Linked DNA regions of Mus musculus: regions 1, 2 and 3 are each linked to region 4. Evidence: chromatin loops called from intact Hi-C (ENCODE). Cell type or tissue: heart. All regions are shown on one strand.

Evidence for each region. A loop is a pair of places that touch in the nucleus more often than their neighbours do. Peaks named below come from ENCODE experiments on the same cell type or tissue, not always from the same donor. Only the 100,000 strongest peaks of a DNase experiment are listed, where the experiment ranks them.
Region 1: a loop joins it to region 4, with 10 times the contacts of the local background. A loop is called at or near these places in 7 of 42 quality-filtered maps.
Region 2: a loop joins it to region 4, with 3.0 times the contacts of the local background. A loop is called at or near these places in 6 of 42 quality-filtered maps.
Region 3: a loop joins it to region 4, with 9 times the contacts of the local background. A loop is called at or near these places in 9 of 42 quality-filtered maps.

Annotation. Positions count from the first base shown.
Region 1 is chr2:65,392,891-65,400,890 of GRCm38, forward strand. No RefSeq gene overlaps it. Among named protein-coding and RNA genes, the nearest start is that of Gm34688, 12 kb to the left of the region's middle. In heart, a CTCF peak has its summit at 3,407 (motif pointing right); no DNase peak of the experiment used is centred here.
Region 2 is chr2:65,788,842-65,796,841 of GRCm38, forward strand. No RefSeq gene overlaps it. Among named protein-coding and RNA genes, the nearest start is that of Csrnp3, 53 kb to the right of the region's middle. In heart, a CTCF peak has its summit at 3,829 (motif pointing right); no DNase peak of the experiment used is centred here; H3K27me3 peaks cover 334 bases.
Region 3 is chr2:66,332,016-66,340,015 of GRCm38, forward strand. It overlaps Scn1a (sodium channel, voltage-gated, type I, alpha), which reads right to left. Exons shown (of 27, transcript NM_018733.2): 3 at 5,863-5,981; 4 at 3,425-3,514; 5 at 2,193-2,321; 6 at 192-283. Among named protein-coding and RNA genes, the nearest start is that of Gm13630, 77 kb to the right of the region's middle. In heart, a CTCF peak has its summit at 4,571 (motif pointing right); no DNase peak of the experiment used is centred here.
Region 4 is chr2:66,406,846-66,414,845 of GRCm38, forward strand. The region is part of intron 1 of Scn1a (sodium channel, voltage-gated, type I, alpha); the gene reads right to left. It overlaps Gm13630 (a long non-coding RNA gene), which reads left to right and starts at 5,828. Exons shown (of 2, transcript XR_001783321.1): 1 at 5,828-8,000. In heart, a CTCF peak has its summit at 3,345 (motif pointing left); no DNase peak of the experiment used is centred here; H3K4me3 peaks cover 1,810 bases; H3K27me3 peaks cover 631 bases.

The DNA.
Region 1 (8,000 bases), 1.0 Mb before region 4:
ATCTTTGTGACTAAAGTGCTTGTGAGAAAGTTTAGACATCATCACACTTTACTTGAAGATGAAATAAATTCTTTGATCATTATTTTATTAACGGCATGGACACTCTCTCTGTGTCAGCAAAACTATAACATTCAAAATTTAATCATGATAAAAGTATACTTATTGTCTGGCCATTGTCCTAACCATTCCTGTTCTCAGTGGCGGTCCTCCTCACATCTTTAATCCAATCAAACATGAAGCCTTGAATTCTGTTTGTGGAGATTACCCCTCCTTGGGGAGCACGGGTCTGTTCCACTCTATCAGGGAATGATGTCATCTCTCAGAGCCTGTTGTGCAGGCTGGACTCACAGACTGCAGGATGGATGGCACTGGTTGGAGCTGTTGTTTCCCCAGCAACAGCTAATGGGACCACTTGAGGTCACCATCGCGGCCCTGGGGACTGAGGCAGTGCTCTGTGGTCTGCCCCAAATGAGCCATAGCCTGGCTGATTCTCCAGGGAATACTTGGAAGATGAAGCTCTGTGCATTTTTTCATCTCAGGGATCACTTTTAGGAAAGCCAGTCTCAGCAGCTAGCCTGGGTTCTTCAGTGCCTTCTTGACTGTTCCTTTTTAAATGACTTGTTCTCAGTTATATTTTTTTCTGTTTTCATGTTTAAGTTTACAGAGGACATTTAGCAAGAAGTCTATAGAGTTGATGATGTCTTTCTTTTATTGACATTTTATTTCGAGACAGTCTTATTTTGTAAGTCAGACAGGCTGGCCTAGAACTCGTAATTCTCCTGTCTTGGCCTCTTGAATTCTGGGATTAGAACTATGCCCTAGAACTGTGAGGTATCTAACAGAGGAGACTACTTGGACATGGGTTTGACCTAGTAGAAAGTCTTTATTAGCCTGCTGGTGTTCAGAATCCTAATACAGACCTAAGCCTTTTTCAGGGTGAGTTTTAAGCACAAAAATGTACATCCTGGGTCTGTACAACCCAGTTAGCAAGAACAGTTTGCCAGAAGCAGAATTACAGAAACCAATGAACATGTTTAGTACATACGGGGACTTTTCCAGTTTTTCCAGAACTGTGTGCTTTGAGGGATTAGGCCTTTGGTCTCATCGTGGCAGGTGAGGAGCCTCTGTGCTGGGCTCCAAGGCCTGAATGGGACTTCCATCTTGGTGTCAGTTGTGCTAAGGTCTGGAGTTAGAGCGATGGGCTTACTTTCCTCCTCTTTTCCTTCATCTTGAAGTCCTTTGGGAGAAGTTTGTTAGATGCTTAAGACATAAAAATGATCTTCCAAAAGATATTGGTGATGTTTGATCTCATTTAATTTACATAGTATATGAAAGGTTTGATTTAGGGCAGAATTATTTAGGACACAGTCCCTGTAGTTTGCACTCTACAGAATAAAAAGAGTTTTGTAGCACGCACGCACGAGCGTGTGCACACACACACACACACATTCTGTGCTTGAGCATATGAGCTCTGGACTTCCTGTCTCTGACTGAGACCCTTTGTGGTCTGGCCACTCTGCCCACCACTTTTGGCCACCTTTCGTGCACCACAATGAACTCTCATCCCTCTGGAACCGTAATCCCTAATAAAAATCTTTCTGCTGTAAATTGTCTTAGCCATGCTGTCTTCTCAAAGCAACAGAAAAGTAACTAAAGGAAAGGGGGGAGTAGCTGTGGAGAGGAAGGCAACCATCAGGAGAGCGAGAGTGAAAAGAGACACTAACGGGGCACCATTATAGTAATAACGCATTGTATGGAGTTATTAAAAGTAAGTCATTTTTTTACTTCAAATATTAACATAGTGAGGTTGGTAAGATGGCACAGTGAATAAAGACACTTGCTGTCCAGTGGTCTGAGCCTGACCACCTGAGTTCTAATTCTTAGGCAAACATGAAGTATAGCATATAGATTTTACTGCCCTATTTTAAGCTCCAGGCAGACCATGCTACTAGCCATGCCCAGGTCCCATCAGATTCATAGATAAAAGACACATGTACACATTAGCTTAATTTTGATGTGCTTTAACTCAATGGCTGGACTCTTCTAAGTCTTCTCCAGCTATTGTGCCCTTTATTTTCACTCCCAATTCAGCGCCCTAAATCTGCCCTCAACTTTAGTTGCTCAGTTACCTTTATTCCTAGCTCAGAACTCTAAATCTGCCCTCAGCTCAGTTGGTCTCTAAGCTCCTGGCTGCTACCCCAGGCCCAGTCAGGGAAGCAGCTGACGGCCACCCCACCCTGGATCTCACATGGCTGTTGGCTCTTTCTCTCTCCACAGCATGGCGAAATCTCTTCCTACTCCCTGACGTCTGCTAGCCTGCCTGCAGGAAACCTGGAAGTCCTGTGGATTTTTCCCAGCTTATTGGCAGTTAGTGTCTTTATTGATCTAACAAAAAACATTTGGGAACAGGACCTTCAGGGTCCACATGCAGATTCACGATCAGAGCATGAGAACCACGGAGTTGTGAGGAAGGTGAACAAGGCGTACTCAATGAGACTGTGCTTCTGGGATATATATTACCTTTTCCGTACCATATGGACTATATGTCCTTTATAGTTTGTATAGCTATGGGAAAACCATTTGACCCCATGTCCTATGTTCTGCCAGTATGTGTGATTCTTGACTGTCTAACTCCTTCTTCCTCTAGCTGTGTTGTATTCCTTTCAGTAGCAGAGACTTTTCAATCCCTTCATTTGGACCTCCTGTCAGTCTCCTTTAAGGGAAGTTCCTTGTACTTAGCAGTACCTGGAGCTTATCTTTTGATATAATCAAATTGTAGGGTGTTTACACTTATCATGCTAAGCAACATGGATAACTCCTAGGGAGTGCACACCTGAGATGTTCCAGGGCCCCAGGAACTTCTTCTGCCCTTGTCTCGAGGACCCAGAGGCTCCAAAGCCCCCAGGCTAAAGGGAAAACTACAGAAAGTTACCTGAATCTGTCCCCTCTGTGGGTATATCAGTCTATGGCACCTTCAGCACAGAACATGTATGAATGCCTGGATGTGGCCCTAAATTCAGTGTCTGGGATTTCTGGGTGACTATCTTCTGCTCCCCTAATTTTGTGGTATGCACCCCTGGTTGTCTTTACTGTGTGTCTCTCACCATATGTTTCTGTCAGTTCCACTGGTTGGAGGAAAAACAGCTCTAAAATGAAAGGAGAGGTGAACAGTTTCGAGGCCTCAGCTAGCCTAGGACAACCTGAGGTAGCAGGACGTCACAGAGAAACCCTGTCTCAAAAAACAACAAACAGGCAAGCAAACAAACAGAAACATCTCCGTGTAGTGTGATTTAGAACTTAAAGAAATCCTTGCCTGTTTCATGTAACCGTGGACACATGCCTTAGGACTCTCTCTGCCTTTGGGTAACAGAATCTTAGGGTGGTGTTTGTATCAGTTTTGTCCATCAGCCACTAGATGGAAGCATTTTGCTTCTTTTGAGATTTAAAGCTCCTCTTGGAAAATGCTGACCCATACCTGCCTGGTTCCTTTGTGGAGTTGAAAGTCTTTAGGACACCTCATTGCATGATCTGCCATTCTTTGATCTTCGAGAGAGGAAGGCATTGTTCTGTGTGATTACCTTTCCATGTTCTGGGTAGAAAATTAGATAGCTTGTGGCTAGAAAGTTGTCAGAACAGTGAAACTCTAAATAAAATGTAGACTGCTGGAGCCACTGGTGAAGCTCTCTGCCTTAGTATATTCTACGCAGACTGTAATCTCACCTTTCAGACTAGAGGCACTTGTCTCCGTTACTTTTCTATTACTGTGAAAAGACATCATGACCAAAGCAAGTCCCACAAAGGAACACATTTAGAGGCTTGCTTATGGATTTAGATGGTTAGTCCATGATCAGCACTGTGGGAAACAGACAAGCCTGGCACTGGAGCAGAAGCTGAGAGCATAATATCTTGATCTGCAGGCAGAAGACAGACAGACAGACAGACAGAAACACAGAAACACAGAGAGAGAGAGGGAGAGAGAAGAGAGAGAGAGAGGGAGACACACACATACACACACACAGAGAGACAGAGAGACAGAGACAGAGAGAGAGAGAAAGACAGAGAGGGAGAGAGACAGTGAGAGATAGAGAGAGACAGAAAGAGAGGGAAGGCAGAGGTAGAAGGAGAGAGCTTGAGCCAGGACCTGCCAGGTCCTGCCAGGTGGTCTTTTGAAACCTAAAGCCCACCTCCAGTGACACACCTCATCCAATACAGCCACACTTCCTAACACCCTCCTGTCCAAGCAATCTGCCTGCAGACTCCACTGCACCCGCTGCTTCTATCTGCCCTTCCTGTCCATCTCTTTTCTGTTGGCTTTTCTTACTGTTTGTTTGTATAACTTTAATTTTAATGTGGTTTTGTGTGCTTGCTATGTGTATATCTCCTCAATTTACTCATAAAGGCAACGAGGATGGAGACTACATTTTATATTTCTCTTTTGTCTTTTGTCTCCTACGGTAGTCGAGAGAGGGAACAAAAAAAAAAGTTCAACAAAAACTTCCAGAATCCAGTGCAATATGAAACAATACTGCAGAGACAGGCCAGTTGCAAAGTTAATTGGTGAATTTCCTGACGGCCTCTGGGAACGCCCATAATTTCGCAGGCAGACATCCTATTTCCCTCTCTAGGGTCCACTGCCACTCTGTTCCTAGTCCAGTTTTCCTGCTTCCTATCTTGGTTCATCAGGGCTTATTGGGGAATTAATGGAAACTACTGTCCTGATGGGGCCGCATGTGTCCCTATACATGTCTAAAGCAGTGTTCCCATAATCTATAGAACGCGCGCTGCTTATCCCGTATCCTGCTTCACAGCATCCTCTCAGCAATTCATAAGGCGTGTGCGTACTTGCTGAATTCCTGCTTTCCTCCTAGGCCTTGACCTTGAAAGCAAAGCCCAGACTGTTTTGGTTTGCTATCCTTTCTCTATTTAGATAACATCTTGCTATGCAGCCCACCCTGACCTAGAACTCACAGTCCTCAGTTCCAGCATTACAGGTGTTTACCACCTTGTCTGGCTTGAATATCTACTTTGTTCACTGTATTAAGTAACCTGCTTCTTTTTTTTTAAGAAGTAAGACAATTGTTGAATAATTAAATGTTCTTTGTCAAAAATGTCATTCATTTTTTAATTTATTTTTAATTTTTTATTAGGTATTTTCCTCATTTACATTTCCAATGCTATCCCAAAAGTCCCCCATACCCACACAACCCCACTCCCCTACCCACCCACTCCCACTTTTTGGCCCTGGCGTTCCCCTGTACTGGGGTATATAAAGTTTGCAAGTCCAATGGGCCTCTCTTTCCAGTGATGGCCGATTGGGCCATCTTTTGATACATATGCAGCTAGAGACAAGAGCTCCCGGGTACTGGTTAGTTCATAATGTTGTTCCACCTATAGGGTTGCAGATCCCTTTAGCTCCTTGGGTACTTTCTCTAGCTCCTCCATTGGGGGCCCTGTGATCCATCCAATAGCTGACTGTGAGCATCCACTTCTGTGTTTGCTAGGCCCTGCTTCTAACTGAGCTATGCTCCTAGAACACAAACGTAAGTCTAAACTTAGGGTACCGGGCCTTAGTCATCTTAGTCAATCTGAATGCTTCTTCTTTGCCTTATGTTAAGTTGAAAACTAATAATCCCCCAACAATTCCAACCCTACAGTCCAGAAGCTGAGCCCATCCAAATTTTGTCTCTTTGCTTTGGCCACTTATAGTTTCCAGGATCTGCGGAGACTTTTATATTACACGGTTATGATCTGAGAGCAAGATCTCTTCTGGGGATGTTTATTGAACTGCAATTTTAAAACTTTGTGAAGGATTTCTAAATGTTCCATAAAAAGACTAGTTTTAATGATTACTGTTTAAAATGAGTACATTCTGTGTCATATGAAACAAAGATTTTTTTCTTTAGCAAGCAAACACATCGCCATAGCTCACGAAGCACCATATAGTCTGAAAAACTGGTATAAAGTAGCTACTCTATGTAGTCAGAGAAGTAGCTTGGAATCAACGTGTCCCAAAGGAATGAGCACAATAAAGATGCAGGAGCAATGGATGAGGAGTGAGCTCAGCAGAGAGAAAAAGGACACATTTTCTCTCCACTTCAGTTGCAACCATGATAAAGTCACGTGTGCAGGTCGATTTGCAGAGACAGGAAAAGGCCCTGTGTGCACTTCAGGCCTTTGTTGATTTTTCAGAACCGAAAATATTGGAATTCAACCTTTTTTTTTTTTTTTAAAGGTTTATTTATTATATGTAAGTACACTGTAGCTGTCTTCAGACACTCCAGAAGAGGGCGTCAGATCTCGTTACGGATGGTTGTGAGCCACCATGTGGTTGCTGGGATTTGAACTCCGGACCTTCGGAAGAGCAGTCGGGTGCTCTTACCCACTGAGCCATCTCACCAGCCCCGGAATTCAACCTTTTAAATATAAAAAGGCATACAGAGGCATATTGCTGTAGATCATGTAGATTATTTACATAGAATAAGGTAAAAGTATACAGTGAACAATGCTTGCCTATCAGGAACAAGGTCCTGGTCTCAATTGTTAGCACAAAAAGGATGGGGAATTATTGAAATCATAATTTAAAACCTATGAAGTTCTATCATTTTGTTTTTGAAGAGGCATTAAATATTTTCAGTGATCTCAAACCTAATTACGTTTACTATTCTGTTTCTAATCAGATATTTAAATGTTCAGCATGGCTGTAACTCACTTACTGTGTTATTGAGAGAGAACAGACTAGTTATTGACATTAAGTGAACTTTCTTAGTATTAACCTTAAGTCATGTTGGCATATTTGTGCTACACATAGGGGCTCTCTTTTTATCCCATGTATAGTGCCTATATCTAATATGTTATTTCTGTTTTCATGTCCAAATCGTTAACAGAGGTGACAGTGCTCTATATCAGTGACTGGCAGCTTTCTCTGGAGTTGGAATTTTAAGGTGTTTTTACATGTATATAATTCTGTCTGTATATCATGCATTTATAAAATTCTGTATATTCAGTAAGAAGATTATTTAAACATGCTCTTATTGTACACCGATGAGCTCAGATTTTCTTGAAGGCTTTCTGTTTCGATTAGGTCTCAGAGATGCATTCATTTAAAATAACAAAAACATAGCTACACATAGCGAAAGGTTGAGACTTGCTAAGATGAAAGCCAGATCCAGTTGCTTAAAAAAGAAAATCATGTAGGACGAGTGTATAATTTCCCTACTATCTTTGGGCTTGGAGAAATGCCCAGGTTAGTGACAAAGGAAACTTTGGGAAGAGACTCTAAATCTACCACACTGTAAGAGAGGAAAATGGAAAATCAGATGGATAGCTTCATTTAAAAGCACAGCCAGGAAGAATCTTGGAGCGTTCAACACATAATAGTAGGATTTCGATGGACTTTCTTTTTGTCTAATTGAAATATTACTATGATTTACCAGTTGAAATTATTGTGCCATAAGCAACCAATGCAGCTGCGAAGCATTAGCTACAGTCCATCACCACGAGCTGCTCTGTGGCCGACTTTTCTCATCCTGCATTCATCCAGTCTTAAGACCCATCGCCCTCTTTGGCAAATTGCATTTGCCCATTTTAAACGGTTTGATTTTATTTTACTTTTTTGCATTTTTTCTTCTTACTGATTTCTTGTGAGTTTCCCATCATGCACTCCAGTCCTGCTCAGCTCCCCGTCCCCCCATGTCTGCCCTTTGCCCTTGCAGTCTCACCCCCCAAAATGGCAAAAACAATAGACAAGATCAAACCACAGAGAACATCTCATAGTGGAAGCTGTAGTATCCCATAGTATATCCCTCACACTCCTGGCTCACCCATGTTCCCATCACTAGGGCCAGTTCTACTGTACTGTCCCGGTGACATGCAGGGCCTGCTTTCTTGAGTGCTGCAGCTAGAGAGCTGCAGGGCTCTCCTATGCTCATGACCCTGTGGGCAGCTTTCCCTGCTGCCAGAGGAGGCGACCATTAACTCTGCACCCATGCCACCCCAAGTCA
Region 2 (8,000 bases), 620 kb before region 4:
AGTGGCTGGCATAAACAAACAAGGAAAGTCCTCTAATGCTAAGACTCATACGCATAATGAACCATTGCCAAGGATTTCCTTCTGTTTATAAATTAATGAGAAAGTACATAAAAACCAAAGAGTAGGGTGCAAAGAGCAGACATACTCCCTGGCGCTCTTTCACTCTGTGCTGACCAAGAATCACCACAGGTGGGCTACACAGAAGCAGAGTCTCTGTATCTCATTGCTAATTCTCAAACAACTGCTTCCAGGTCAGGTCAGTGGGTCATGTTGTCATTTTTATATTCTACTTTGCAGTGTGCCTTCCTCATGCCACAGTTACCAATCCTTCTTGTCAGTGTAGTGGCAAGACCTGTGGCTGCTGCTGTAACCTCACCCCATTCCTCCCGTACCGTCAGGACAGCCCTCAAGGTTCTCTAGGCCCACAGTAAATAGCAGTTTTAGCCTTATAGTTTTCTTGATCTGTGTCTGAAAAGTACTGACTGTATCCTTTCAGAGTTCTTATAGTCTTCTTTAAGTGCCAGCTGCCAAGAGTCCTGACTACTCTACTGAGAAGAAACACAGTTAACATTATCTGGTCATTCTCTACTAGTTGTTTCATTTTTTTTCCCCTTTCCTTTCCTTTCCTTTCTTTTCCTTTCCTTTCCTTTCCTTTCCTTTCCTTTCCTTTCCTTTCCTTTCCTTTCCTCTCCTCTCCTCTCCTCTCCTCTCCTCTCCTCTCCTCTCCTCTCCTCTCCTTTCCTTTCCTTTCCTTTTTTTCTTTTTATTGTTAAACTATCTTTTTAGTTTTTTAAATACAACACATTATTCTTTCCCCTTCCCCAGCTCATACCAGATTCTACACCTTCTTCCAACTTCATGTTCTTTTTCTGTCTCAAAAGTAAAAATAAAAAAGAAAGAAAATAAAAAAAACAAAAACAATCAAAGCCCCAAAGACAAAAAAAAAATCAAAAACGAAATCATACCTCCAAGCATACAAAATAAAGTCCATTTTGTGCAGGCCAACTCCTTCTGGGATCTACCCTAGAGGATTGATATCCCCAGTAACACTCTATAGGAGAAAACTGATTTTCCCTTTCCTGGCAGATATAAATTGCCAAGAGCTTCTAGGTTAAGTGTGTGGCTCTCTGCTAATTTCTCCTCACTACTGCGATTTTGTCTGGTTTGAACTTGTGCAGGTCTTGCGTATGTTGCCACAGTCTCCGTAAGTTTGTGTATAGATCAGTCCTGCTATGTCTGGAAAACGCTGTTTCCTTGACGGCCTCCTCCATCTCTGGCTCTTACAATCACATGTAACCTCTTCCCCTTACATCCCTACGCCTTGAGAGGACAGAGGAATCTGATCAAGACATCCAATTTAAGGATGAATACTCTAAAGTCTTTATACATCTGTGCACATTGTCCAGTTGTGGGTCTCATTAATTATCATCTATATCAAAAAGAACATCCTCTAGTAATGTTGAATGATGCACTGATCTGTAGAAGTAATCATATGTCGTTAGGAATCATTGTAATACTGTGTTAGCAGAATAATAGTAGTATGTTTTTCTACTAGAGTCATGGCTTATAGTTTTGGGATCTTAGCTACATTAGCAGGGACAGGGGGTGTGGGGCAGGGAGTGTGGGGGAATAAAGGGAGTGGGAGAAAATCCTCTGGGTGGGCAGATGCACCCGGAAGACTGCCACATGCTTTCCATGCTGCCCCAGGTGGGTGTCTGGCTGTGGGAAGCTACTGACCCCAGCTCAGCGGGTGGTGGACAAAGGGCAGTCCTAGGCACCAGATTCTCAGCCTTGGGCATCCCAGATACCACTGGACACTGCAGAAGAGCTGAGAACAGAATGAGGGCCCTGGAGCTTAGCCCTGGAGCTGAAGGGAGGAGAGGGCAGGGGGAGAGGGCACTTGATGGTTCCCACGTGGGCGAGAGCCCTTGATCCAGTCCATGGCTGGAGCACAGGAAGGCCTTTGAGAGGGAGGTTAGGCAGCTCTTTAGGGAAATGCCTATCCCATCGTTCAAGCTTGGTGGGCCTTGATGAGGGTGGGCCTTGATGAACAGAGACCGTCTATGGTTTTAGAGCTTTATTGTAGAAAAGCAGGGAGGAAGAGAGAAGGTAGAAAAAGGGAGAGAGGCCAACCATGGCCACATGGGGGGGGGGGGAACGGTGAGAGAGATTGAAGGAGAGCTAGAGAGAATAGTAAGAAGGGTGAGAGCTTAAAGAGAGAAAGGAGGGGCCAAGCAACTCCTTTTATAGTGGGCTAGTCTATTACATAACTGTGGGGAGGAGCATACCTGGCTATAGTCTGGTAACTGTGTGGGTGGAGTCTAGCCAGAATGCCAGATGCTTGGGACATTGTCTGTGTGACTTATAGTCACAGAATTATGGAGTTGGGGGCTCTGTGGTGTCAGGCACTTGACTCTAGGAATGTGGATCCCTTTTCTGTCCCTTGTAGAGTTTTCTACTGGGTCGCTGAAGCAAGCCTCATTCAACCAATATAGGTTGCCTATCATGCTCCACAAGGGGGTGGGTCGTACAGCCAATTCTTAAAAGTGTCTACTTACCCCCTGTACTGGCTGGTGTGTCAACTTGACACAGCTGGAGTTATCACAGAGAAAGGAGCCTCAATTTAGAAAATGCCTCCATGAGATCCAGCTGTAAGGCATTTTCTCAATTAGTGATCAAGGGGGGAGGGCCCATTGTGGGTGGTGCCATCCCTGGAGTGGTAGTTTTGGGTTCTATAAGAGAGCAAGCTGAGCAAGCTAGAGAAAGCAAGCCAGTAAGTAGCACCCCTCCATGGCCTCTGCATCAGCTCCTGCTTTCTAACCTGCTTGAGTTCCAGTCCTGACTTTCTTTGGTGATGAACAGTAATGTAGACGTGGAAGCTGAATGAACACTTTCCTTCACAACTTGCTTCTTGTTCATGATGTTGGTGCAGGAATAGAAACCCTAAGACACCCCCATAACATTTATGCCACTATTGTAATAAGTACTGGTCACAGGGTTTGTACCTGGGTGATATTGATGGTTAACCACACAGGACAGTAACAGAAATTGCCTTCCCTCTTCTATGAGGTGGGAAGGTCCTTTCCACAATGTTTTTCCTCTACTGGGGCCTGTATTTATTTGTTAAGTCTTTGAAATTTGGAGCATCATTGTAAAAATCCAAATGTTACAATGAACTAAAAATAATTCCTCAGAAAAACTTCTCAGTCTTCTTGAAAAATATTTTTTGCTGTGTCTTAGCTAGATATTTAAAATTATTTTTGTCCAATTCCTCAAAGACTTAACCCCAGAATTAGCATATGACTCATCAAATGTAGCTCCAGGTATACACCTAAGAGAAAAAGATACATATGTCCTCACAGAAATTTGTGGGTAGATATTCAAATAAACATTGTCTATAACAGGAAACAAGTAGAAAGAATACAAAAGCCCATGTGTGGATAGATAAATTCAAGCACATAAATACAGCGGGCTATTGTTCTCCCATTGACAATAATGAAGTATTGATGCAGATTAAAACTATATGGGCCTCAAAGACATCAAAATGAGAGAAGAAAGAGAAAGACCAAACCCCGTGGGCTGTGCAATCCATTTGATATGCTATATCTAGAATATGTAGGTGAAGAGAAAGAATGGGAAGGCAGAAAAGAAGGTTGCTAGTGGTTGGTGTTTATAGAGGGACGAAAACTAGATTACAGAGCTGGTGGTTAAGTAACACTGAAAATATACCAATAGCCTTCCAACTAATTACTTTCGCTTTTGAATTTCAAAAACCTCAATGAAATTTTATAAAAAACAATTTGGTAAGCATTATTCAGCCTTTTCCACTAGAGGGTGCTGTTTCCATTATGAAGTGTGTGAAGTTTATTATTTGGAGTGGAAAGGCTTTTATATTTGCAAATAACCCCCCCAACACACACATACACACACGACAGTTATTTTGCATCTGTTTTAGGTATGTACAATGGAAGCAAACATAAAGTTTAGTAATGACTAAAAGAAATTGTGTTACATTTGAATGTCTCTTAAGAGGGAGTTTGTGAAATGACTGTCTTGTCAATATTTTTCTCCTTGAACATAAATGTCATGGTTGCAAAGTGAAGCCAGCATAAACAAACCACAAAACTAAAGAAATGGTTGATGGAAGCAGTTCAAAGTCTCCAGTGAGACAGAATAGGGAACTGTCCAAGCTCTCACATCTTCAGGGAATTTCAAGTATTTTTTCATGACCACTGCAATTGATGGACCCCTGAAAGCATATTTTTCACATGTAGAATAAAATAATCTCTTCAAATTAAAATGACTTCATTAAAGTTCTCTGTGAAAGATGGGTTTCGTAGTTCTATAGCGAATGGAATAATTAGACCATCCTGTCCTTGAATCTCTATGGCCAGTGGCTTAAGGACAATGTAGGGCCTGCCATGTATTCACCAGTGTGGATTTCTTTCCAGCTCCAAAACCACAAAATACACAACTCTTTATGCAATGAGAATGCCCTCAGCCAAAGCAAAATCAAAAGGCAGAAGAGAAAGTCAGTCAGGGAAAACAGAGGCTCCAGAGCAAATTGGAATCAAAGCACTGCGATTAAAGCTTGTAATTACAGAACTGTAAAAACGAGTCTGCCTTCTATATAAAGCCAGCCCTCCCCATCTTCCCAAACATGGAACTGGGTGGGGAAAGGGGGAAGCCTTTGAATTGCAAAGACCACACTGTGAAGAAAACCAGAAAGTGCTGGCTACTGGATCGTCTAGGAACCAGGAAGCAGCATTTCAACAGAATAGAATAATTTGGAAATACTTAAGAAACTATTCTCAGTAAATAATGTAAATGATATGTCTCCTTCTTAAGTTGCTTCAGTTTCTCCATTGTAAAAATAAACCACTACTGTGAAGGTTGGAATATATTGTCGCCCACAGACTCATGGGTGTAAGAGGAAGTGGCTCACTCCCAGCATGGCCTGGAAAGATGTCTTGTATCTGTAGACACTTTGCTGCACCCCCTTTTTCAGCCAGCAGTTGGAACATGTTCCTCTTGCCCTGTTGTTCTGCCTTACCTCAGGCTCCATGCAAGAGGTTCAGTCACCCAAGGACTGAAATGTCTGAGCCTGTGATCCAAAACAAATACTCCTCCCTCTAAACAGCTACTCCGAGGTCTTCGTCATACCAGTGAAACACAGACTAATGCAGAAAAGCAGTACCAAAACATGTGGTCACTGCTGTGACTACCGGGCACTCATAAGCCTTTTAGAGCTGGTTTGTGGGAGACAGCTGCAAAAGCTCAGAGGTTCAGGCGAAGAAAAATAACCCTGAAGGTTATAAACAAAGCTTAACTGGGCAATTTTGGTGGCACCTAGAGGACTTGAGTGGAATAGGAATGTGGACAATAAAAACTTTGCTTACAGCACCTCAGATTTAAATGAGCCTACTTTGAATTGGACTAGAATAAAGGTTCTCAAACTGTAGGCCATGATTCTTTGGGGCAGGTCACATATCAGTTATTCTGCATATCAGATATTTACAGTATGATTTACAACAGTGGCAAAATTAGAGTTATGAAGTGGCAACAGAATAATTCTATTGTTGGGGGGTCACATTCGTATGAGGAACTGTATTCAAGAGTCACATCATTAGGAAGGTTGAGAAGCACTGGAGAAGAGGCTATTGTCTGGATTTTGTTCATATCCTAAAACTTGATGGAAGTCCAAAATTCAAAGGTGGTGAAATAGGCTAGCATGGGAAACTTCAAAACAACACTGCACTTAAGCTGTGGTTTGGGCTTTGCTGGTACCTTCAATCAGGCTTGAAGTGAAAATTGGAGTGCAAACTGAAAACAGAAACATTCTTTAAAGCTTGTGGTTGTGTAAGAAAAGGAACACTGTTATTGTTGAGTCTAAAGAAGGTATATAAGAATTTTAATCCAGCAATATGGCTACTGTAGCCAGGAATCACATCTAAAAACCTAGTCCTCTGTGGTACAGCTGGAATACAAGCATGCCTTTAATCCATCCGGTTGGAATACACACTTCCCTTTAGTATACACCTTTAATTCCAATGATATCTAGTTGAAGAGCAGACAAAGTGGTGAATCAGAGAAAGATTTAACAGAATGAGTCAAAGATAGGATATGCCCAAATCTCACAGGAACAGACAGGAGAGAGGGACTACTTAGTAACAGGGCAGGGAGAGAGGTGGGTGGAGTTCACTTGAATTGGGGGCAATTCCGTTGAATATAGTTAAATTCAGTTGAGTTTGTTTATGCCTTCGGGGCTGTCAGCACAGTCAGTGCAGTCAGTGCAGTCAGTGCAGTCAGTGCAGTCAATGCAGTCAGTGCAGTCAGTGCAGACAGTGCAGGCAGTGCAGGCAGTGCAGTCAGTGCAGACAGTGCACACAGTGCACGAAGTACAGGCAGTGCAGTCAGTGCAGGCAGTGCAGGCAGTGCAGGCAGTGCAGGCAGTGCAGTCAGTGCGGGCAGTGCAGGCAGTGCAGACAGTGCACACAGTGCACGCAGTACAGGCAGTGCAGTCAGTGCAGGCAGTGCAGGCAGTGCAGTCAGTACAGGCAGTGCAGACAGTGCAGGCAGTGCAGTCAGTGCAGGCAGTGCAGTCAGTGCACGCAGTACAGGCAGTGCAGTCAGTGCAGTCAGTGCAGGCAGTGCAGTCAGTGTAGTCAGTGCAGTCAGTGCAGTCAGTGCAGGCAGTGCAGTCAGTGCAGGCAGTGCAGGCAGTGCAGGCAGTGCAGGCAGTGCAGTCAGTGCAGGCAGTGCAGGCAGTGCAGGCAGTACAGGCAGTGCAGACAGTGCAGGCAGTGCAGGCAGTGCAGTCAGTGCAGACAGTGCACACAGTGCATGCAGTACAGGCAGTGCAGTCAGTGCAGGCAGTGCAGGCAGTGCAGGCAGTGCAGGCAGTACAGTCAGTGCAGTCAGTGTAGTCAGTGCAGTCAGTGCAGTCAGTGCAGGCAGTGCAGTCAGTGCAGGCAGTGCAGGCAGTGCAGGCAGTGCAGTCAGTGCAGTCAGTGCAGGCAGTGCAGGCAGTGCACGCAGTACAGGCAGTGCAGTCAGTGCAGTCAGTGCAGGCAGTGCAGGCAGTGCAGGCAGTGCAGGCAGTGCAGTCAGTGCAGGCAGTGCAGTCAGTACAGGCAGTGCAGACAGTGCAGGCAGTGCAGGCAGTACAGGCAGTGCAGTCAGTGCAGACAGTGCACACAGTGCACGCAGTACAGGCAGTGCAGTCAGTGCAGGCAGTACAGGCAGTACAGTCAGTGCAGTCAGTGCAGTCAGTGCGGACAGTGCAGGCAGTGCAGTCAGTGCAGGCAGTGCAGGCAGTGCAGTCAGTGCAGTCAGTGCAGGCAGTGCAGGCAGTGCAGTCAGTGCAGGCAGTGCAGTCAGTGCAGGCAGTGCAGTCAGTGCAGGCAGTGCAGGCAGTGCAGGCAGTGCAGTCAATGCAGGCAGTGCAGGCAGTGCAGGCAGTGAAGGCAGTGCAGGCAGTGCAGGCAGTGCAGTCAGTGCAGGCAGTGCAGGCAGTGCAGGCAGTGCAGGCAGTGCAGGCAGTGCAGGCAGTGCAGGCAGTGCAGGCAGTGCAGTCAGTGCAGGCAGTGCAGTCAGTGCAGTCAGTGCAGGCAGTGCAGGCAGTGCAGGCAGTGCAGGCAGTGCAGGCAGTGCAGGCAGTGCAGTCAGTGCAGGCAGTGCAGGCAGTGCAGTCAGTGTAGTCAGTGCAGTCAGTGCAGGCAGTGCAGGCTGTGCAGTCAGTGCAGGCAGTGCAGTCAGTGCAGTCAGTGCAGGCAATGCAGTCAGTGCAGTCAGTGCAGGCAGTGCAGGCAGTGCAGGCAGTGCAGTCAGTGCAGTCAGTGCAGGCAGTGTAGGCAGTGCAGTCAGTGCAGTCAGTGCAGTCAGTGCAGGCAGTGCAGGCAATGCAGTCAGTGCAGTCAGTGCAGGCAGTGCAGTCACTGCAGGCAGTGCAGGCAGTGCAGTCAGTGCAGTCAGTGCAGTCAGTGCAGGCAGTGCAGGCA
Region 3 (8,000 bases), 75 kb before region 4:
TTGAATATCAGAGTGTCCACAAATTAAACACAAAGGTTGATAAAACCTCCAGAGAGAGTAATCTTATAGGAAGTACTCAGTCTTATGATTCTCAGCTTTCTGTAATGATGAATGGCAAGCAAGGAGGCTCAGTTGAAAAAGTCTCAGAGTTAACTCACTGATTAACCTACATGCTTTCATATAGCTCTCACCTGGAATGACTGAAATAGTTTTCAATGCTCGAAGAACTCTGAATGTTCTCAATGCTGAGACATTGCCCAGGTCCACAAACTCCGTCACATATCTGTAATGAGGAGTTCACACACAGACACAATAACAGGAAGCAAAGAAAGTTTTGTAGGTACAATTACCTTATGCTTTATAGTAATTGCTTCTAATTAGAAATGTGGGAATGGTCTTTAGACTCAATCCTCTAAATGTGTGAATAGCTAAAAATTACCTAGGTATACAAACTTTGTTACTTACCTGTAAATGATTTAAGATTGAAAAGACACTAGCATTTATCTGATATTTTATGAAGATCTTTGCTGCTTTTAAATAGTGTAAGTTGCAAATTAAAATTTAGACTTCATCAATGTAGTCTTATTTTTCATGATAAATACCACAACTAAATGTAAATTTCATAAAATATACAATCTTGATGCCATTTGGTAGGCAAGGTAGAAACACTATATGTGAATTGGGAAAATTAACTAAATTAATTAGTTAACTGGAACCAAATCCACAGGCTAGGGTTTCAGCTAGAAAAGAAATGATATAGGAAATCATCCAACAGAACTATCGATTATAAAAGATTGCCTCTTGCCCCACTATTCAAGACTCGCATTTCCTAAAATAACGTTTGAATAGAAGTTGAACAAATAAATTAACAATAGCATCTTACATGGCCCAAGGCCACTCTGTCATCACTTCTATTTTAGTCTCAAGAGTGAGAAGTCTCAAATACTGTCCTGAAAGTTGTGGCTGAAACGCATGGGAACCTTTCATATTCCAATCAGACATAAAGTTATACAGTTAAGGTCAGACATCCAGGATTTGCACTTTGGAGCCGATCAGTACCATCTCCTGTCCTGTGTATCCCTTCACTCCTGCTGATGCCCAGAAAGTCAGCTACCCAGATGGGATAAGTGGTATTAATCCACTGTCCTCCATACCTACTTTTGACTATTCTTGAATAGCTACCTATTATTCTCATCTCTTCCTGGTGTGGAGGGGCGTGATTTATCACTAGCAAAAGGGAGAAGACAGGAAAGTAGGGACTGAATATACAACTCAGTGTATATTGAAAAGCTTTGTGTTGAGTAAAATAAAGAAGAGCCTAAAAACAAGAGAGGGAGGGAGGGAGGGAGGGAGAGGGAGGGAGGGAGGGAGGGAGGGAGGGAGGGAGGGAGGGAGAGAGAGAGAGAGAGAGAGCGAGAGAGAGAGAGAGAGAGAGAGAGAGAGAGAGAGAGAGAGAGAGAGAGAGAGAGAGAGAGAGGAATACAAATTGAATCAGAAGGGAAATAGAGGCAAGGTATGTCTGCTCAAGAAATAACCATTTATTTGATTTATGATGTATCAAATGTCTTTTTCACCTTAGGATCTTATTTCCAGCATGGCTACAATCTTTCTACTATTCTATAAAGGTAACAAAAGAAGCCACGGGGTGAGGCACAACAGGACTATCAGTGAAAAGTTCAGTGCAAGTTTGTGGGACCAGTGCAAATTTTGCTGTGTGAACTTTCAAAACCATCCTCCAGCTCAGGAGATAAATAAGTTATGCTTCAGTATTACAAGTATTTGTGTGAGGAGACCAGAATATACAATATTTTCTTTCTTTTTGGGGGGTAGGGGGTGAGACAGGATTTCTCTCTATAGCCCTGGCTGTCCTGGAACTCACTCTGTAAAGCAGGCTGACCTTGAACTTAGAAATTCACCTGCCTCTGTCTCCTGAGTGCTGGGATTAAAGGTGTTCGCCACACCTGCCTGGCTACAAAATTTTCTGATGTTTTAAGTGTTATTAAAATTGCTATTACTATTCTCATGGAGCAGTGGAATGGGTTTACCCTTTTGAGGTAAATGTTAAGACACGGAGTTCAGGTGCCCAAATCATGCCAGGATGTTTTACCACTCGAGCATGTTGTTTAAAAACCTGAGCATAGACAGCAAACCAAACTGTATTCTCTCAGGTTTCCAAAAGAGAAGGCACTTACGCGAATGTAATGACAGTGAAGTCCAGCCAGTTCCATGGGTCGCGAAGGAAAGTAAAATCTTCTAAACAGAAGCCCCTTGCAATAATTTTTATTAGTGATTCAAAAGTATATATTCCTGTGAAGGTGTACCTAGAAACAAGTAGCCAAATCAATTAAGGACTTTGTAATTTCATTCAGAGTACATCAGCTTCTTAGCATGTTGTCCTCGGAAAACATGGATACCAACAAAGGAAACATGTGAGTTTGAATAGTTTCAGAATCCATCACATACATAGTTTCTTATGGTTTTTTTTTTGTTTGTTTGTTTTGTTTTGTTTTTTTCCCAGAATCTGACCTTCCATTTAGAAGCACTAGAAGAAGAGGCTTTGGGAAACACTGTGGGGGGTGAAAGGTCAGAAACCAGAGAGTTCTAGGTGTCAGAACATGGGCAGGCACGAAAGCTGCGATTGAAACATCCAGAGCTCCAGTTACATAACTGCCTCTCCTTCTACTGGGGCATCAAGAGCTGGCCAGTGTCATTAGTAATGCTTCCAGCCCTTGAGAATGCTTCCTGAATTTCCACTGTAGACATTTTAGCCTTCCATAAACTGAATTTCCAAGTTTTATAATCCTGAAACTTTAGTTAAGTTCTTGATGATCATACTTAAAATAGATATAAACCTGGATAAATCCCAGTGATCAAGAGACTCAATATGGTTCTTTATTATTATTAGATATTTACTTTATTTACATTTCAAATGTTGTCCACTTTCCTGCTTTCCCCTCTGAAAATCCCCTATCCCCTCCCCTCTCCCCCTGCTCACCAACCCAGCCACACCCTCTTTCTTGCCCTGGCATTCCCCTACACTGTGGTTCTTAATGTAGCATTTACAGCTTAATCATTTTGATTCTTAATTAGCCCAATTAATGTGGAGGTTATCTGGAATAAAAAGTCCAGCATATATTGTCTATATTTCTGTAGTTACTTCCATCAATTTTCTTTTCAAATACTGGATCCTGAAAGAAAACCCTTGAGTTTTCTAGTAGACTTTGTATCAATTATATGAGTAAAGAGAAATCCTAGATCTGACACCAGCAAGCCTGGGACCCAATGACTGCTGTCTTATTTTAAAGCTGCATCTATAAATGGCTTTATCACACATGTTCTCCAGTTTAATTTAAAGGCTACATTGAGAAATAGTTTCAAAAATCTCAAATATATGTACAGGAACAAACATTTAAAATAAACTTACTCCACATTCTTTGTCCAGTCGGGAGGGTTACTCATTGTCATAAATACACAGTTTGTCAAAATAGTGCACATGATTAACATGCTGAATAATGTAGGTTAGTGTTAAGGAACATACAAAAGAAAGTTCATGCATTGTATTAAAAAAAACCAAAGTAACACTGAAAAACCCAGACCTCAGTTCAACAGGACTCATGGGTAAACATGTGCACAAATACTACCTAATCTCCTTACATTTCACTCAAATTTCATATGATGCTAAATATGCATCATAGTGTGACCTCCACAATTTCAGAGTAAATGAGAGTATGGAAGGACATAAGAATACAAGTTGCTATTGCGGTTGTTTTTATACCAGCATGATTACCTTCCAAGGTGCTTTTTCTAAGCGGGAAGTGGAGGTGGTTGGGGGGGTGGTGGATGCATTTCTCTCTTTTAAAATGTATTTAAATTTTATTTGCAACATTGTTGAGCAGAAAGCATGGATGTGAATTAATTGCACAATTAGAATAGTAAATTTTCGAGGAAGGTGCATTTCTGCAATACCGAGATCTCGTCGTTAATGGATAGAATTTTGACGTCACGGTCAAAGCAGAGCGTGGTGCAGAGTGCTAAGTAGCCGTGTTTTGAGTGAGTTTATGTAAGCACAACAGCATGAGAAGATGGAAGGGGAGATGTGTGAAGGTCAGGGCTCATCGCCACTGGGATGTAATTGAAATTCCACAGTGACACCTGTTCTTGGGCCAATCGGTCACTTATCCTTTCTGTGCCTTCAACCACCCTCTGGCTCCACCTACATTCAACACCCGGATGTTAAGCTGGACAGACTTTGTTATTGGTCGCGTAGATTAAAGTAATCAGTGAGTATGAAATGCTCGGAAGCAATGCCGCTGGAGAAATGTGTACGCACTGAGTGGTAGGTCAGAGAAGAACAGGTAATAGGGCCATTGAAAGTGGCTGTAAAAAGTGTTTTAGAAATGCCAGAAATAACCGCTACGTCCTGGAGAAAACAGATGATCCGCAGGATCTTAAAATATGTGTTTTCTGTCTTAGTAGCAGGTATTCTTTCTACTACACTCGACTAACCACACAAAACATTTCCATTAGGTGTAGGGAAAGATTTCATCAAATGACCACATGATGGCACTAGAAATGCAAACTAAGATGGAAAAGCTTTTGAGTGAGCATAGGCACTTTTTATAAGGTACATCTTTAGTGTTCGATGATAGACTATTAATAGGACTAACGATTTACTTGTGATCAACTGGACTCAAAAAGAAGGGCCTTTATTTTTTGTTGTTGCTTTTATTGTTTTTGTTAGTTATTATTTTACTTTCTTGTTTTGTTTTGTATCTCCTTTTGTTGGTGTAGTGCTGTTTTTTTGTTTGTTTGTTTTATTTTTTTTAAATGAACGTTTCTTCTTTAGTCATTGTTTTTTGTAGTGCCAGGGAACAAATCAAACCCAGAGCCTTGTGTTTGGACAACTCTTTAGATTTTAGAATTTGTGATTTTAAAAAAAATCTTGCTAGTATGACCTTATGATACTTACAATAGTATTTTTATACTAATTGTGACCAAGGCCACCAAAAGAGACTCAGTCATAAATGAAGGTTTTTCACTGATCAATATCCACGCCGGAACTGAGTTGCAGAAACCTTTAAACCCAAAGGCGACCACAGAGGCAAACTCCCTTCAACCTTTTAGAACAGTTTTAGCTTCTTTCCTGAATCTGCACTAAAGAGACAATGCTATACAACAGACCCATATATTCTGTGGCTTAAATCTGATATTCAGCCAACTTCATAAAACTGATCAGAAAAGTTGACTAACTAGCTAAGCCTGAAGTGTCTTGAGATTCTTATAAGCTTACATGATCCCCCCAAAGGTCTTTAAAATGGCATACATCATATCTGTGTCTAATCTGTATTTTACTTTGAAAATAGTTTTTTTGTGTGTGATTAATTTTACTGAAAATTTTATGCAACTCTGTACAAAGATGTTGACAAGAAACATGGCGATCTTGCACAAAACTTAGGGGATTCAATACATATATGAAAGCTAGTGTTAGTTGTCAATCTGACAGAATCTAGAATACTCTAACAGACGGGCCTCATTGCATGTCTCTGGGGAATTATTGTGACTGCTTTGTTAATTCAGACGGAAAGACCCATCTACTGTGGCTGGCACCGTTCCCTGGCTGGGATCCTGGAATGTAGACTAGGGTTCAGGGCTGAAGGGGTGCCTTAATGGTAGGGTGTTTCCCTGACATTTCTGAGGCCCCGGGTTCAATTCTCAGCACTACAAAAACAAAAAGAGATTTCCTTGACCAACAAAAGATATTAGATGAAAGCTATAGAGTATATGCACATTTTTTTAACTTAATAATACATAGAAGACACAATGAATACAAACAGTTAACACCAACCACTTGCAAAAGGATATGAGTGTACCAAAATCTTAATAGCTATTTTCCTAAGAGGATTGAAGGGTGTTAAAATGTACAGGGCGGAGGTGGCACTGAACCGGAAGATGGCCTTCCCTTTATTCAATACTATAAAAGTCTGTAAAATAGGAATAAACACATAAGTATAAAACAGACTTCCTATTTTCCAATAGGGTTGCAGTGAATAATTCCAATTCAGATGCCCAGGACAATCACTTTTGATATGTACCATGAGTACAGCTCTCTCTGGTCACTTATGTCCCAGAGATGAACTTACAGTGGCTCTTACCTTCCACCAACCACTTACCTGAGTTTGTGCATCAGCCACGAGAATGTCCTCATTTCCTTAATATTTTAAGTGTCTTACTTAAGCCAAAGTTTGAAATGGGGACACATTTCATTTTCATCCTAACATTCACAAGAATTCCTTCTCATAATGATTTGTTTGCCTAGATGAAGTATCAGGAAAATGAATCCTGCAGGATGCAAAATCATTCAACAGAACCGAATGTTTTAAAAATAAATATTCCTTCACTACCCGTGCTTATAAAATAAACATCATCGCTCCGCTGGTAATAGAGAACAAAAGCAGCTTCCATCTAGCCCGCACCTATTGGATGGATACTATCCAGTCATTGATTTCTGCAGGACAGGCTCCCTGGAGAGTATCTTGTTGACCAGGAGTGCTAAATTCTGTATTGGGATTCCTGAGGTAGCTGACACTTGGTTTCTAATCCCAATTGACTCTCCCCTGTGTGGAGGAAAAGCTCAAGGTCCCTGGAGAACTCAGGACCCATAAATATGAAGAGCATCTACGACAAGAGTCAGACTTACTACACAGCAAAGATCAGTGTGCAGAGGGAAAAGACTCACCATGCAATGGAGCAACACGGCTTAGTCTGACACAGTCTTCTAAGTCATTTACTGATACTCAGCCTAGGCCGAGATGGATGAAGCTGACATCTCTGTGAATAACACACTAAATAGAGAGAATGCTAAGGTTTGAGTTTATTTTTTTTTTAGTGACTCTATTCTAATTCCTAAGTATGGGGAATGCAATTAAGGCCTCCTGCATGCTAAGCAAGTGTTTTACCATAGGGTCATGTTCCCAGCTCAGGGTGTGTGTGCACATGCGTGTATAATCTATAACCAACCCAGAGTGTTATACAAGGGATCCACCACCGAATGCTGTCCCCAGCACAGCTTTTAATATGTTTATGCATCTATTCCTTAAAACTCCCATGTTTTAGCCTTTTGATGCATAGCTCTATGGACCCTGCTATGATTAGCACACTCTATAACGTGCCGTTTGTTTTCTCCTGAGCATTTTTTGATAGCATTTCTTCTTCACATTTAAACTTTAGGTCACTAACATGTTTTCATTTTATTTTTCACTTTGACCTTGAGATTTTCAAATGGAGCAATCCTTGAACACAGAGTTTCTGTTTGAAAATAGCCCTTTCTCTCTGGGATTCAAACAGAAAAGCTCTAAATGTACTATGAAAATATCCCCTAAGTAGTGGGGATCTGTTAGTTTTCTCAGCTGTGACACACACACACACACACACACACACACAGACAAAATCCAACTACTGAGAGTAAAACCTGTGTTTAGAAAGTTGTAATGCAATTTTGAGTCTGTTGAAAATGATGATAAAATAAAACAAGAGACTGTAGGCTGGGCTATCCCATTTCATTTCAGTTACTTAGCAATTAATGTCACTGTGTCATAGATAAACAGAGACCACATCACCTGGGTGGGAAAAGTGCTGCTTCTCTAAGCCTGACCTTTGACCACATGTCATCTAATCATCACTGAATGGGTGCATCCAGCACAAGGGAGACGACCTTAAGATGTCTGTGAGGGAGGAACGCACTCCAGTGGCAATCGCTTGTGGTTGGTACATAGTTCCCGTTATTCTCTCTGATTCATTCAATATTTTTGTCCCTAAACGACCTTGTGAAAGCATCATAAAACATGAATGGACTTGGGTAAGGGAAATATCCTTGCCTTAAGGAATGTGAGCATCCAAGGACACAGAACGAGCAAAGCTTAGGACCAATGATTTTTTTCAAAGTTCTTGCCTGTACCTCCTTATCCAGAAACACAGCCAGTCAAATGTGATAGAAATATTGG
Region 4 (8,000 bases):
AGGATAGAGAGGAGTTATGCTGGCAAGGGCTGATTTCCTTTTCGGAGTCAGGGCTAACCAGTGGTTCTACCACCACACAGACATGAGTGTTCTAGAATACAGAAGCTATGGCAAGGCTGCCTGAGTTCAAGTTTGTGCTCTGCCACTTATCTGTGTAACATTTGGCAAGGCAATCTAGTCTCATAGCCTTCATTTCTTCCCTTGTCAAATTATCAATATTACATAGTTCTTACATTCCTGAAGTACTGCTTAGCAAAGTAAGTACTACCTCTCTATAATAAGTTGACCTCTAGGTACGTAGATAAAAGAGAAGAGTTACAAGCACAAGTGGAGCCACTTTGTAGATCATCTGGATTTTTCAGACACGTGTGCACCAAGAGTAAGTCTCTTTCTACAGCCTACCCTAAGCCAGAGAAACACAAACGGAGCTGTAAATTCCGCTTAATTGACATTTCAGAATTTCAAAGGGAAGTAATTGCGTCCCTGAGCTTCTCTGCACTGATCCAGAGTGGGACACATCTCAGCCCATGGATTGCTGTGGTTCTCTTTCTTTCCCTGCACTCTTTCTCCCCCTCCCACTCTTCCAAGTCAGATCAGGCCTTCTTGCTGAAGGGGAATGGAAAGGAGTACCTGGCGGATTTCATCTTCTTCACCTAACCTGGAGGGAGAGGACAACTTGGATAGAACTTGGCATGCCTGGTTTTACTGCCGTGGCCCCCGAGGACTACCCAGATCTCCGCTGTCCACAGAGAATGGAAATTAAATTCAGGCTAACTTTCATCATCAGGAACACTCAGATAATGTGTTCTGATCATCATGTGCCTGTGTGTGTGTCAATTTTGAGCAACTCTCCACGAGAGAAGGCTTCTCAGTGGAATGGAGTCCTGAGTTTCTGGTCCTTGGGTTGTGTCCTTCTGTCTGTCCACTTGCTCCTGATCTTTTTGGATGGGAAGGCAGATTGTTTGCTCTTCTCCCCAGTGCCTTCTTGGATACTGTATAATTAATTAGGCCTCCAATCATGCCTTCCCAGCCTCCACGGATGGAGAAACCCTCTCCGCCATGCCTTAAAGAGGAATTGCTGTAATAAATGAGTCTCCTGATAGCAAATTTCTCAGCAAGGGGGAATCGCGTAAATGGAGACATAGTATTGACAGCAAAGTCCAATGTGTTATTTTTACCAGAACGAACTCTCCGGTTCAAGCCTTTGAAAGAGACATTTGAAAACCAAAAACAAACAATGTAATGGAGCGAGGAAAAAAGCCACAGAAGTGAGTGGCAGGGAGTTTAAAAGAGCAGATGCCACTGCCAGGTCTATGGGACATAACCAGCCACTTGTGCTGGGTCTTGGCAGTTTATAATGCTACCTCATCTTCTCCGCGAAATTGTTTTCCCGTAAATCTCTGTGGCCATCCATTCCTGTCTACACATTATGTTCCTAAAATAGACACCATCTAAAAATCACTTCAAGGAGCTTTGTGGAGGAAGGCCTAAATTGCAACACTCCTCCAGCGAAGATAGATGCAGTGTTTGATGGCATTACCAGTCGGTAGCCAGGAAGGGGAGTTTGTGAGGAGTTTTTCCACCACAGTTAATCTGTTTCTGGAAGGAAAGGGAAGTGTCAGACTTCCCGAGGAGGCAAACGTGTGTGGAAGCTCTCATTTGCATCACCCCCGGCCTGTCAGGTATTGCAGCAAAAGGGAGAGGTGAGCTACCCTGGCTCTCCTTGGGCAGGAGGGACAGAATCAGGAAGCATCAACCTCAGCATGGAATTTTCCTATTCCTGTTTGGCATCCTCCTCTTGGGATGATTTACAGCGCGGGTTGGAGAAACACGCTCTGCCACTCCACTAGCGCACCAGATAGACAGTGCAGACCTGCAGATCCATACCCGAGGAGAAGCCACATTTCCTACGTGTGATAGCAACAGCGTTTGGCAATTTGCGACTTTGCTACTGCAGCTTAGAAAATATTTAGTCACATGCACATCTGAACAGAAAGACACCCAGGCTTGACTCAGTCATTTCCGTCAGACACACGAAAGAAAAAGCGTCTCTGCTCACAAGCTTATTTGGACTGCTTTGTTGAAAGGAGGGGCGGCAGACACTTTGTAGATGTGGCAAGAGGGCTTTATATCCAGACCTCAAACAGGTAGGAGAGAAGGAAGCCAGGAGAGGTAAGGAAGGGGCGTGGAAAAGCCTCACAGCCACCTCGAAGAAAACAGTTTTTTTGCCCTGTTCAGAAAGCAAGAGGTTCCACAGTGGTTTTGTGTCAATGGAGCACATCTGCAGTATCATTGCCGTTGGTGACCTCTGTCTAATTAAAAGTAAGTCAGTCCTTCCCACCCGGCATTGTCTGAAACCCGGGACTCTTTATCACTTTGCTAAAGTTCATTTGCAAGTGTAGTTAAGGAAGAGTCAGGGGGGAAACAGCATCTGTCCCTTCTGGTCCTGGGGAGGAGGCACTCCTTTCCAAGAGTCAAGCCTCTGCCCAAAGAAGCTGCCTCCCCTGCAATGCTAGGATCCAGGAGCAGCCCCGCTGCCTTCTTGCTTCCTCTGTGAGGTCTAATTTTTGCATCATCTTTAGGAGCGATATGACCTCTATTCACAGCCATCGAATCCAGTTCCAAAGCACCAATGACAGAGGGGGCTTCAAGACAAGACCTTGCCTAGGAGGATGCAGGCAAGCAAAGGCAAGAGCTGGCCCGATGCCAAGTTATTTTAGGCCAAAGAATCTCATCCTTCTATCAAAATGCTGAACTGCAAAACGAACCTGATTTCAGTTCATGGAAGGTTGAGAGGAGGAGGAGGGGGAGGGGAGGAGGAGGAAGAGAGGAGGAGGGGAGGAGGAGGGAGGAGGAGGAGGGGAGGAGGAGGGGGACAGTTGGTCCGAATTCACATGCAAAAATAGACTTCCTGTTCTGCCCCAACTCTTATTTCCGTGGGCTCTTCTCCCCAAGGATTTACCAGGTAAGAATTCACCACCAAAGAAGATCACAATGAGATAATCAGATGGCTTACCTGATAAAAAGGAAAATTATCCATCTGCAGTGAGGAGCAACATCTCCCCACGACGAGTCCGCACCTTCCGTTGCAACGATTCAGATTCCTTCTTGCAAAAGGTGACCAAGTGCTTCACAAGGGCTGCAGCCTCATAGGGGCAGAACACACGTACACAAACACACGCACACACACACACACATGCACCAGAGACCTCTGCAGTATCCTCTCGGCTTCATCCTCGCCTCACTCTATGGTACCTAATACAAATCAGCAAATAGCTTGTTTTAAAAAAAAAAGAAAGAAAAAAAAGCGGAGACAGCACCTAACGTTACAGTGCCATCTAGTGGCTACATCGTAAATAGGTTCTCACAGCCTGGATTTCTGTGTTCTTTCTCAACCGCTTCCTTCTGGTTCCTTTTTCTTTTTTCCTCTTTATTTTGGTTTTATTACTTCCTCAGATGCCTTTTTTTCATTCCCCTTTGCTCTGCCTATCATGGAACTATTGACTTAAAGATTAAAACAATCAGAACTGGAGAGCGTTGCTTTTAAGTTAAAAAAAAAAAGGTGCTAATTTTGTTTGTAAATGTTACTTTATTTTCTCTATTAAAAAAAAAAACTCATTGTTACTTTTACAGATTACGGAACCCATGAATGAAATTTGCTTATTTCTACTGTCTGGAGAAAAGTGAGTAGTCTTTTACTACGTAGTCGTGACTTTACATGAGGAATTTTGTGGATTCTTTCTTCTCTAACACCGTGTTCACGGTGCTTTTCATACTATAGTGAGTGGCTCTGAAGGAGGCAGATGCGAGTTTAATTTTAAACTCAGTATCGATGAGTGTGTTTTGAAGATTATATCCCCCTATCTTTAGTATTGATGTTAAATAGGATTATTTTTATACCCATTTCCATGGTTTCACCATCTTTTATTGTAATATATCTATTTGTCTCCCAGATATGACTAGCCATTGAATTGTCACACTATGTTTTAGAGAACAAACGTAAGTATTAAATATTATTGGTGTCCACTAGGTCTTCCCAAAACAATGAGGAGCCCATACTGAAGTCTGGGGAGCTACAGGAACTGAACTTTCTAAGCCATATATTATAATTTAAAGCATCATTAGTCTTTCACATTTGGTCATACATAAACTTATTTACCCTGGGTGTGTTTCTCTTGTCACTTAGCACACTTAATGCTGATGAAAGTCACCATACATGCTTTGCTATTAAAAAAAAAAAAAAAACCAATATCCCTTAGACTTTAATTTGTCTATTCCATACTACAGGACAGGGAGGCATATACTGTTAATATTCCTCTAGCAATTCTCATTGTATGTTGAGAATAATGAGACATTCTGAACCTTATTGAGACTTTTCTAGACCACATAGTTTGTGAAGCAAAACAAACCAACCAACCAACAAATAAATAATAAGAATAAGGATAAGGCCCACCCTTTCAGAATTCATTATTTTTTGGAAAATAGTAAATATTTTACCTCTTTCCATTCTAGAATCCTGGAGATGTAATTTTCATTGTTTCTTTATAAAGAAATTTTACAAGTCCTTGTTTATGGGTTCATGGGTCCATCTCCTGGGCCCCTTTCTTAGTTTCTGAAAGGAAGCAATTGACCAAAATTGAGCTGGAAGTATATAGCTCATTTGGTAGAACACTTAGTAGACATGCACCAAAAAACCAAAACAAAACAAAACAAAAAACAAAAAAACCCAAAACCAAAAACAAACAAACACACACACACACACACACACACACACAGATTTTCAGCCTTGTAGACTGCTTGTACAATAAAAACTTCAGAACTTGGAATGCTGAGGTAGACTGATCACAAATATGAGTTCAAAGTTATTATGGGGTTAGAAATTCCATGCCAACCTCAGCCTCAGACATAGTCACAGGCTCAGCCTCAGCAACTACCACAGCCATGGTCACAGTCAGAGCCACAGCCACAAACACAACCACAGTCACAGGCACAGCTTCAGACACAGACACAGAGAGAGCCACAGTCAGGGCCTCAGCCACAGCATTAGCCACAACCTCAGCCACAGCCACAGCTACAGGTAGAGCCTCAGGCACAGACAGACACAAACACACAAAGACGCAGCCATAGCTGTCAAAGTCACAATCACAGTCTCAGCCTCAGACACAGACTCAGCCACAGCTTCAGACACAGACATAGTCATAAACACAGAGAAAGTCACAGTCATGGACACAGCTACAACCACATCCTCAGCTTCAGCCACAGCCATAGCTATAGCTACAGCCTCAGACACAGACACAGACAGACACAGACAGACACATACACAGACACAGCCATAGCTGTGGCCTCAGAAACAGACTCAGACACAGCCACAACCACTGCCACAGCCATTGTCACAGCCACTGCCACAGCCACTGCCACAGCCACTGCCACAAACACTGCTATAGCCACAGCCACTGCAATAGGCACTGCCACAGCCACTGCTATAGCCACAGCCACTGCAATAGGCACTGCCACAGCCATAGCCACTGCTACAGCCACAGCCACTGCTACAGCCACAGCCACTGCTACAGCCACAGCCACTGCTACAGCCACTGCCACAGCCACTGCTACAGCCACTGCCACAGCCACTGCCACAACCACTGCTATAGCCACAGCCACTGCAATAGGCACTGCCACAGCCACAGCCACTGCTACAGCCACAGCCACTACCACAGCCACTGCCATAGCTGCAGCCACTGCTATAGCCACTGCCACAACCACTGCCACAGCCACTGCTACAGCCACTGCCACAGCCACAGCCACAGCCACTGCCACAGCCACTGCTACAGCCACAGCCACTGCTACAGCCACTGCCATAGCCACAGCCACTGCTATAGGCACTGCCACAGCCACAGCCACTGCTACAGGCACTGCCACAGCCACTTCCACTGCCACAGCCACAGTCAAAGTCACAAACACAGACATGGCCACAGTCTGAGCTTCAGTCCGCACTACATAATGAGAAGCTGTCTTCTTAAAAAATTAAGTTAACTTCCTGTTCCATCTCCAAAATGCACAATAATTTGTAGCTCTTCACTGTCTGAAAAAAGTGTTGCTCCTTCTCTGGTTCAGGCTGAGTAACACTGGAAGAAGCTGGAGTGACCAACACTTGGTAACTAGTTACTAGAAAGTTTGAAATGAAAAGGCAGAAGGGAACATTTGAACTAAGAAGTAGTTTTATATTTATATTATGATTCTAAGACCATATACTCCATATGAACAGTACTTAGGATTTAAATATATGCACATAAAAATAAGAACATCCAAAAGACATACTTTACTACTTACTAATAGCATATTCCAGAAGTCAATGTTGTGCATTTTTTCTTAATAATAATATCAACATCTCTCCTTCCTTATTGCCAGAGTGCACTTGGTCCCTTGTCTATAGAGGACCAGGAGGGCGTGGGTGGTGTGTTCCCAGCTGAACCAGTCTAAAGAACTATGACATGACTGCCATCTATGGAACTAACCTTCTCTTTTCTCTCACCATAGCATTAGAAGCAGGTAGGGCAGGCAGGATGCCTACAGGAAATGTCACAGCTAATGAAGAATGAGGGAACCATCCAAAGCCAGTGCACTCCCTGGGTTCCTAATGATATCACAGGTACAAGGCAGAATCTCAGAAGATCTGGAACGTCCCTGATTTGAGTATACAAGACAGCCCCTAAAAAGTCTCTGGACCAATCTCTTTTGATATCCCCGTGTACTCAAAACCAGTTGATTTATGGAGAGAGGAGTTTAAGCCCTGAAGATATCAAATATTGGTTATATCATGGGTGTCCAACTCTGAATTTACTCACTTCAAAAGTACCTGCTAATAAAGGCATTTTCCCAGGCTTAATTAACACCATTAAGCCAAGCAAATGAACTCTTACTTTGAGAAGTTTCCATCTCACAATGAGAGTCAGTGAGAAAGGGAGAGTATTTTCAATGCATGCACCCCTCTTCCTTCGGTTTGCCTGTTTCTTTCATGACTTCTGCATCTTAACAAACATCCAGCCATCTGCACAAGGCAAAGTGGACCAGTGTCTAGGTCAAACATCTTTTTCTCTAATGCTTTCCCTGTGTTTTCAGTGAATAGGCTCCTTTTGTTAATTGTAAAATAAATTTATGTTTTCTTTTATGGAATATGGTCACGGATTATATTGAAAATGTTAATCGTGAGAGAATAAATGTTTCTTTGCAGACTGTTTCTGAAGAAGGTTAACATTCCATTCACTGTACAAGAGTGCTTTTTAATGAATAAAAAATATTCATTAAATATAGCTTGTCATTTAGTAGCAGACACGTGATTCATCAGAGTGGTAACAACACCAACTGCTTTAATTTTTCTTCATCTAAGACCTGCCATGAAGGAAAAGACAAGATTTTTAAAAATTAGACCCTTAAAACTATGTATTTAAATTTTAAATGTTCACTTTTTAAACATAAAAATGTAAACTAAAAAGAACCGTAAAACTTTATGCTGCTCTCACCCTTGTGTTTGCTGGCCTCTCTGGACTTTTGCTAAAGGTCTCCCATTTCTATCTGTCTACCTTCTAATAATGAACTGCAGTTGGGCTGGCATATTATATCCCATATACCTTTTGTGGTATCTTAGTTAATGAAGAAAAGTTTTTATTTTTCACTTTTCCCTGGCTTATTTCCATCAACAAAGACTGAAGGGGCCATTTCCTTATTTCTGGGAGACCCCATGTGATCTCATCTCAGAAAAGAGAAGAATGTTATTTCTTGGCTGTCTCTACTTCCCTAGATGGTGGGTGCAGGAACTTGACAGGTAAGCTGTGGGCTGTGCCTCTTCTGTAAGCGGTTCCAACAAGAGAAGAAAATGAGAACACAAAATGTCTTGTCATTGCTTTTGCCACTCTGTCTCTGTCAGGAGGACACAGCCATCTCTTTGCCATTACTCTGTGGGGCATGGGCTCTGCACAGACAGGATGGTCTCCAGTTGAGCTGAG